2 separate regions of the Homo sapiens genome follow, and region 1 is linked to region 2. Evidence: read pairs that join two places in POLR2A ChIA-PET (ENCODE). Cell type or tissue: PC-9. All regions are shown on one strand. Each heading gives the region's core, and the rest is flanking DNA. Links, peaks and the distances in the headings are about the cores only. Region 1 has its middle 9.7 kb from the start of CCDC83. Region 2 overlaps ME3 (malic enzyme 3).

What was found. Peaks named below come from ENCODE experiments on the same cell type or tissue, not always from the same donor. Only the 100,000 strongest peaks of a DNase experiment are listed, where the experiment ranks them.
Region 1: POLR2A ChIA-PET joins it to region 2 with 23 read pairs; 1 of 35 experiments calls an interaction of 5 or more read pairs at or near these places.

Annotation. Positions count from the first base shown.
Region 1 is chr11:85,843,488-85,847,882 of GRCh38, reverse strand. It overlaps a transcript of SYTL2 not described here. Among named protein-coding and RNA genes, the nearest start is that of CCDC83, 9.7 kb to the left of the region's middle. In PC-9, for the core only: no CTCF peak of the experiment used is centred there; DNase peaks (open chromatin) are centred at 2,662 and 3,252; H3K4me3 peaks cover 368 bases; H3K27ac peaks cover 2,814 bases.
Region 2 is chr11:86,478,265-86,482,659 of GRCh38, reverse strand. The region is part of intron 7 of ME3 (malic enzyme 3); the gene reads left to right. Among named protein-coding and RNA genes, the nearest start is that of CCDC81, 110 kb to the right of the region's middle. In PC-9, for the core only: no CTCF peak of the experiment used is centred there; no DNase peak of the experiment used is centred there; H3K27ac peaks cover 367 bases.

The DNA.
Region 1 (4,395 bases), core at 185-4,184, 630 kb after region 2:
CATATACCTGCCAGAAGACTGGGATCTAGAATTTATAAATAATTCCTCAAGCTCAATAGGAAAAAAACCAACTAATTACAAATGCCAAAAGATTTGAATAGATGCTCCAAAAAATAGATATATTCATGGCCAATTGGCACATGAAAAGATGCTCAATATCATTAGTTATCAGGCAAATGCAAATTGAAACCACAGTGAGATACTACTACACACCTACTGGAATGGCTAACCCTAAAAGACTGACAATACCATGTGTTGGCAAGGATGTGGAGTAACTGGAACTTTCATATATTCCTGATGGAAAAACAAAATTGTGCAACCATTTTGGAAAACAGTTTAGCAGTCTCTTATAAGGTTAAACACATATACTGTATGACCCAGCAAACCCACTCTTAGATATTTATTCAAGACAAATGAAAATGAATGTTCATAGCTGCTTGTAATACTACTTAATAAAAAAAGGAATGTTGCCAGCACTTAGGAATGAAAAAAAAAAGGGTGGGGGGAATAACTATTGATACATGCAACAACCTGGATGGGTCTCAAAAGAATTGAGCTAAGTGAAGAAGCCAAGTGTGAAAACTATATGCTGTATCATATGAAATTCTAGAAAAGCCTGGAAGCAGATCAGTGATGGCCCTGAGCTCAGGGGCTGGGGTGTGGGATTGACTGCAAGGGGGCAGGAGAGTACTTGCCGGAATAAAGGAAATGCTCTGTATCTTGATTGTGGTGGTGGTTACAAGGGTGTATAGATTTGTTAAAACCCATTGAACTATATATTTAAAATGGGTACATTTTATTGTATATAAATTGTACTTTAACAAAGTTAATTTTTTTAAAATGGTTTCAGGCTGGGCACGGTGGCTCATGCCTGTAATCTCAGCGCTTCGGGAGGCCGAGGCAGGTGGATCACCTGAGGTCAGGAGTTTGAGACCAGCCTGACCAACATAGTGACACCCCATCTCTACTGAAAATACAAAATTAGCTGGGTGTGGTGGTGCATGCCTGTAAATCCCAGCTACTTGGGAGGCTGAGGTAGGAGAATCGCTTGAACCCGAGAGGCGGAGGTTGCAGTGAGGCGAGACTGTGCCACTGCACACTCCAGCCTGGGCGACAGCGAGACTCCATCTCAAAAAAAAAAAAAAAAATAGTTTCAACCTGGGCGTGGTGACTCACCTCTGTAATCCCAGCACTTTGGGAGGCTGAGGTGCGTGGATCACCTAAGGTCAGGAGTTTGAGACCAGCCTGACCAACATGGTGAAACTGCATCTCTACTAAAAATTCAAAATTAGCTGGGTGTGGTGGTGCACACCTGTAATCCCAGCTACTTGGGAAGTTGAGGCAGGAGAATCGCTTGGACCTGGAAGCAGAGGGTACAGTGAGCTGAATTTGCACCATTGTACTCCAGCCTGGGTAACAAGAGCAAAACTCTGTCTCAAAAAAACAAAACGAAATGAAACAACAACAAAATAAATAAAGGTTTCATATTCTTTAACACTCCTCTCTTCAAGAGGTGGCATCTCTGTTCCCTCTCCTTGAATCTGGTGGTCTTATGACTACTGTAAGCAAGAGAGTATGGAAATGACTCTGTGTTACTTCTGAGGCTAGGTTATAAAAAGTCATGCAGCTTCCCCATGGTTCTTTTGGGATACTTGCTCTAGAGGAAGCCAGCTGCCATGTAAGAAGTCTATCTCCTATGAGACAACCATGCTGGAGAGGCTGAGTATAGGTACTGTGGTCCACCATTCTAGCTGACCCCACCTTATAACCCACAAAGTGCCAGACATGTGAACAAAGTCATCTTGGACTGTCCCAGCTGGCCCATCCATCCTCTAAGTATAGCTGAGTTAATCTCAGTTGAAGCCACAGGAGCGAGAGATCACCAATTACTAACCTACAGGATCTGTGAGCTGTAATAAAGTGGTGGTGGTTTTATGTTATTTATTTATTTTATTATTATTTTTTTTTGAGACAGAGTCTTGCTCTGTTGCCCAGGCTGAGTGCAGTGGCACGATCTTGGCTCACTGCAAGCTCCACCTCCCAGGTTCACGCCATTCTCCTGCCTCAGCCTCCCAAGTAGCTGGGACTACAGGTGCCTGCCACCATGCCCGGCTAATTTTTGTGTGTGTGTGTGTATTAGTAGAGACCAGGTTTCACTGTGCTAGCCAGGATGGTCTCGATCTCCTGACCTCGTGATCCGCCCACCTCGGCCTCCCAAAGTGCTGGGATTACAGGTGTGAGCCACCACGCCTGGCCTATTTTATTTATTTTTAATTTTTTTTTGTAGAGACCAGGTCTCTCTGTGTTGCCCAGGCTCACCTTGAACTCCTAGGCTCAAGTGATCCTCCCGCCTCAGTCTCCCAAAGTGTTGGGATTACAGGCATGAGCCACTGCACCCAGCCCAGGTTGTTGTTTTAAACTAATTAGTTTTGTTAGTGTATTAGTTGTCTATTATTGCACAACAAATTACTCCAAAATTTAGCAATTCAAGACAATAATAATCATTTATTATCTCCCAGTTTCTGTGGATCAGGAATTTGGGAGCAACTTCATTGGGCAGTTGTAGCTTGTTGTAACTCATGAGGTCAGATGTTGGACAGATTCTATCTCTGCCTGAAGGAGTTCTCATTTTAGGGGAAGTGATGAGCAATCAAGTTATTCTGCAATTATAAAACAGTTGGATACTTTCCAGAAAAGGGGTAAAAGCAAGGTGCTGTGGAAAACCTAATCCAGTCTTGAGAGTCAGGGAAAATTTTCCAGAGGAATTGAGATCTAAATTAAAACTTGACAATGAGCAGGAACTTGACAATGTGCAGGAAGACTGGAACATTGAGTGGGAGGGCCTGGGACAGAGGGCATTGCAAACACAAAGCCCTAGAGGTAAAAACGAAAATGATGAGTTTCTAATGGAGCAGAAGAGATTACCATGGTTGGATAATAGGCTCCCAGGGATAGGAGAGAAGTGAGACAGGAGGCTGGAGAAGCAAGTAGGGACAAATCATGGCGGGTCCTCTGAGCCATACAGAAGATTACAGGCTCTGTGATGATGACAGAAGTTCACTCTGGCAAGTGTAGAGGAGGCTGGGAACAGGCAGGACAGGGTCAGGTTCCAGAATGAGTTCCACTGACCACAGTTTCAATCTTTCTTTTGCCTAAGGGTCACTCACTTGGTTCCAGTTTCTGGTCCAAGGAGCTTGTCTCAGGCTCTGCCCTTTGCAAGATTGCAGTGACTGGCAAAAAGAATGACCTCATCTCTTTGGCTCAAGTTATCAGCTTGCCTAATCTCTGAAGTCTTCTATGACTCAGGTGAGATGCCCACCTCCACACCAGGAAGTAGTCTATGAAACTACTATTACCACACCACCAGAGAATATGTGGAGTAACACTACCTCACATCTGGAGAATGAGGCAGTATACATTCTAACTTCCATATTTTAAGAACTGTGTTTATGGAAAGGAAAATAAAATGACATTTTCAGGAATATGTACCAATATTAGCAAACCCAAGGTACTGTGCTCCATTTTTAAATAAGGGAATAATAAGGTTGTGAATTACTCCCTACACGCTTCATATGGTTTTGAGGACATACTATTTTACCCTTTATACAGCACACTAGCTAAGAACACCCACTGCCAGAAGACCACTTTCTTATTCTATGTAAATGAAATGTCTACAAAAGGCAAATTTACTGAGACAGAAATTGAGAGGCTTCAGCTAGGGCTTACACGATAGAGTCACCAACAGGGGGACTGCTTGGAGAGGAGGCTGTCCAAGTGAAGCCATCAACAGTTGAAAGGGGTATTGCAGAGAAGAATATTCTTTGACCCTGAAATTGAAAAATCCTTCTTCTATCGAATGCCCCTGACTTTGGGAACTACCCACTGAGGCATCTGGTGAGACTGAGAGATATACTTTCTGTAACCACACTTTGTTGATGCTTATTTTGTTTAAGAACATGAACTTGGGGTCAGTTCAGGGTTCTGAAGCTGCTTACTAGTTGTGTGACCTTGGATGAGTTACTCTACCTTTCTGTGTCTCAATTTCCTTATCTATAAAATGGACATAATATTGCATACTTCTCAGGGCTGTTCTGAAGATTACTGGGTACAATTCCTGGCACATAGTAGGTTCTCAATAAATGTTAATTCTTCCTTGTAGCCTTTTAACTGTTATGTGAGAATGCTGGAAAGTAGGAGAATGTGAAACTTTTCTGTGTCACATTTCCCATGTAACCAGAGAGGGCTTTCTCCACCTAGTTAGTGTCTAAATTTGATGGGACCCAAATATGCATCTTGGACCCAGCTCCAAGCCTGCACACACACACTCAGCATCAGTTAGATGGCTCACAGTCGCACCATGCCCCAAACTCATTATCTTCCACCCCCTCCAATTTG
Region 2 (4,395 bases), core at 68-4,067:
GATGAGACCTGGAACTGGAACAGTCTAACTTCCACCACATTATACTGGTTGAAGCAAATCATAGGTCCATACTAGATTCCAAGGGAGGAGGTTATACAAGGAAATAAATACTAGGAGGTATGGTGCATTGGGGGCCACCAATGTCAGAGACTGCCACACCCTATCTAGCCTGGGTAGGATGAGGAATGGGGCAGCCCTCACTATAGGAAGGCGTGAGAAAAGAATAACTCAGTTACACAGATAAGCAGGGGAATGGTATATAAAATCAATGAGCATGTCTACCTAGTACCTGCTGTACACCAGACACTGAGCCAGGCATAGTGAGCAATACACAGAGAAATAAACAGTCCTCCTCTCAGAGAGCTACATAGTCAAAAACATTTCGTATGTATCTATTGAAGTTTAGATAACCTGAGACTCTACACTTTCTTAGCCTCTAAGTGTCTGTGTAAGTCTGGAGCTCAAGAAGAGTTCTGGTGCAGAAACATAAAGTTGGGAGTTGCCAACCCATAGATAGTATTAATATCAAGGGAATGATTGAGATTTCCCAAAGAGAAGAGAATATGACTCACCATGGTTTTCTGAACTGTGTCCTATGGATAACTGCAAGTCAAAGTGCTCAACAAATTTTAGGACTAGACTAGGATATTGTTGGTAAGAATGGCAAGGAGGGTAAAAGGTTTCATTCCTTGTGCCAGCTCTGATTGCTTAGGACTCTGAACCTCTCTGGGTTCAACAGGGATGAGCATCATGGTTGATTAGCAATGTCTGCCCTGAGCATGGAATAAGGGGTGGCAGCAGTGTGCTATCCTTTGCCCCCTTTGGAGCTGTGAGGAGCCTTGTGACCTAAGCATCTGTGACTCTGTGAGCACTCATGCCAGCTGATCCTGCAACTCCCACAACTAAATAGCAACTCCGAGGCTAAAGGAGGCTCTGGGTTATTTTTCTCCAGGTGTTCAGGATATTTCAAGAGCTAAAGTAGGCCTCTATTTTAGTCCACATGAAGCTGCAGCTGCTTCTTCTGAGTTACAAAAACATGCAGGAATATGCTCTCTTGGGTACACTCCACCCCCACACCCACTCCCAATACACTCTGGAGCAAAGCAGTGGGTCTAATATGCTAATACTGACCTATGGTTCCTAAATCTGGCTTTGCTTCTGAGTCATCAAGGAAACTTGTCAAGAATACAGACTTCAGGCTCCTATGCCACAGAAGGCCTGGGTTGAGACCTGGACATCTGTATTTTTGAAGCTGTCCTAATGATTCTCATAGAGCTGTGCAAAGACTGAAATTTGAGAAACTCTTCGGCTGAGCACAGTGGCTCACACCTGTCATCTCAGCATTTTCGGAGGCCAAGGTAGGAGGATTATTTGAGGCCAGGAGTTCAAGACCAGCCCAGGCAACATAGTGACACCCCCGTCTCCCAAAAAAAAAAAAAAAAAAAAAAAAATCAGCTGGGTGTGGTGGCACTCGCTTTTATTGCCAGCTACTTAGAAAGCTGAAGCAAGAGGATCACTTAAGCCCAGGGGTTTGAAGCTGCAGTGAGCTATGATGGTATCGCTGCACTCCAGCCTAGGCAACAGAATGAGACCCTCTTAAAAATAAAATAAAATAAAAAGAGAAACTAATGGACCACATCCCCAGAAGAGGCAACTTGTGCGGCCCCAGCTCCTCCCACTTTCAGAGTCAGACTGAAGCCCAAGGTGAGGGTGTAAGGACCAATACACAGAGACTTTCCACAGTTTTATCAGCAGGGACCTACATTAGGAAAGACCCAGTGTGTTCTCTGAGCTCACCCTGCCATGGAGGTCTACCTTGCAATACACCTACAGCTCTGGCAGCTTCCTTTTAGTCTGGAAACTTCCCAAGCAGAGCTGTGCCCATTGTTTCTGCTGGAATCCCCTTTGCCCTGAGGAACTTCAGCTGCTTTCATGCGGGGAATAATTGCATTTCTACATGTGGGGAAAGCACTCACACATCTGGGTACCTCGGCCCCAAAGACACATCGTGGGCAAGAATCAGGCCTGCCCTTCTCCACAAGCAGGCACATGTTGGGCCTGATTCCCCACAAAGTGCCTTGACTTCATGACAGTGAAACGGCCTGCTTGGGAAGTTTCTGGACAGTGAGCTTGGAAGAGGGAGATGGCAAACTCATTAGTTAGGTAAAGACAGTGGTGACTGCCTTGTTTGGGGAATTTCTTCTAAATGGCTTCCTGTGAAAGTACACAAAATCATATCACCTTCCCAAAAAATATGCCTATTTGGGAATTTGACTCTTCAAACTGGAAAGGGTATACTTATCCCGTGAGGGAATACATTTTGCCAGCAAAGAGATAGAAACAGTAGGTACTGCAACCAAAACTCTGGGAAGTGAGCTTTATTTTCATAACAGATGAGAAAACTCATCATAGAAGCTTGAAGCAGCACTAACAAAGCATGTATCTGATCATGCATTTCCAGTGCTTCTGAATAATGACTACATATCCAACATTCTACTAGGCACTGTAATGAGATTCAAAAGAAATAAAAGACATCAGCTAGGCCAGGCGCGGTGGCTCATGCCTACAATCCCAGCAATTTGGGAGGCCAAGGCAGGTGGATCACTTGAGGTCAGGAGTTCAAGACCAGCCTGGCCAACATGGCGAAACCCCATCTGTACCGAAAATACAAAAAAAAATTAGCCAGGTACAGTGGCACACACCTGTAATCTCAGCTACTCAGGAGGCTGAGGCATGAGAATTGCTTGAACCCAGGAGGTGGAGGTTGCAGTGAGCTGAGATGGCACCACTGCACTCCAGCCTGGGCGACAGAGTGAGATTCCATCTCAAAAAAAAAAGAAAGAAAAAAAGACATCAGCTGTGTCTTCAACAACCTTACAGTCCTTCCAAGAAGACATTTTTGAATAGAAAATAATTAGGGAAGACTTCAGTACCCAACTATTTGGTGTTGACCCTCAGTTCAATGGAAATTCAGAGAAAGGGACAATCAGGGATGATTGGGAAGAAATGGAAGTTGTACAAATTTAGGACCGAATTCAAGTAAGCAGCAGGAGAAAAAATGATGTTCCATATAGAAGGTACATCATGAGAAAAGCAAGAACACAGGAAAAGCAATGAATATACAGGGAAGGCAATGAGTATCTACAAGAATGGGCCAACTAAAAATGAATGTTCAGTGATTTTAAATAAGGTTAAATAAGAATGGTGCTGGCTACATCTATTATTTAGGTTTCTCCAGAGTAACAGAACCAATAGGATATTAGGTATTTAGATACTTGAGAGTGGATTTATTATGAGAAGTGGCTAACGTGATGATGGAGGTAAAGAAATCCCATGATATGGTGTCTGCAAGCTGGAGAACCAGGGAAACTGGTGGCATAGCTCAGTATAAATCCAAAGTGGGGCCGCTGGTGCACATCCTGGAGTCAGAAGGCCAAAGAGCCTGGAGTTCTGATGCTCAAGGGCCGGAGAAGATGGGTGTTCCAAATTCAGAAGAGAGAACGAATTCACCCTTCCTCTGCCTTTTTGTTCTATCTGAGCCATCAACCAACTGGATGGTGCCTGCCCATATGGGGTGAGGGTGAATCTTCCTTATTCAATTTACTAATACAAATACCAGTCTCTTCCAGAAACACCCTCACAAACATACCCAGAAATAATGCTTTACCAGCTATCTGAGTATCCCCTAAACCAGCCAAGTTGACACCTAAAATTAACCATCACACTAAGATAGGCCTTGCAATCCAGGCAGAAGGTCATGATTATGAGAGCTCAAAAGTGGAAGGGGCTACAGTCATCTAATGCAGTGGTTTTTAAACCAAGCTTCCCTGGGCCCCAGGACTCCAAAGAAGCATATCAGGAGTGCTAGAAATGAAATACTTTCCACCAACCATAAAAAATGTAAACCACTTGAGGAAACACTTTATTGTTTTTCATTGCCTTCTATATCTGGTTTCTGCTCAATATTTTATTAAAGAATTATTCTGCAAAAAATGTTTGAAAATTACCAATCCACAAAATACCTTATTTGAGACTTGATGTAGTGAGCAATAGGGAGGCATGGTAGGTTCTTGAGCAACAAAAGTATTGTATTAAAATTGACAAGATGTGGGAAGAGATTAGAGGCAGAACCCATAACAATGCCCCAATTCAAATTCTGCCTTCCCTAGGGAAATCTACTCTGACCAGCCTGGCCTGATACTCTTGCCCTGACTGTAATCTTACTGGCTGTAGAATTCATTTGCTAATTAATTAATCATGCACTGCATTGTGACATCTCTGCTAAAATGGCCTATTGCTTTTCTTTAACCTTTTTTTTTTTTTTTTTTTTTTTTTGGTCCTTAGGCTTTCATTGTCAGAGGAGAGATTGGGCAAAGATGAGTCTGGACTGTTGTA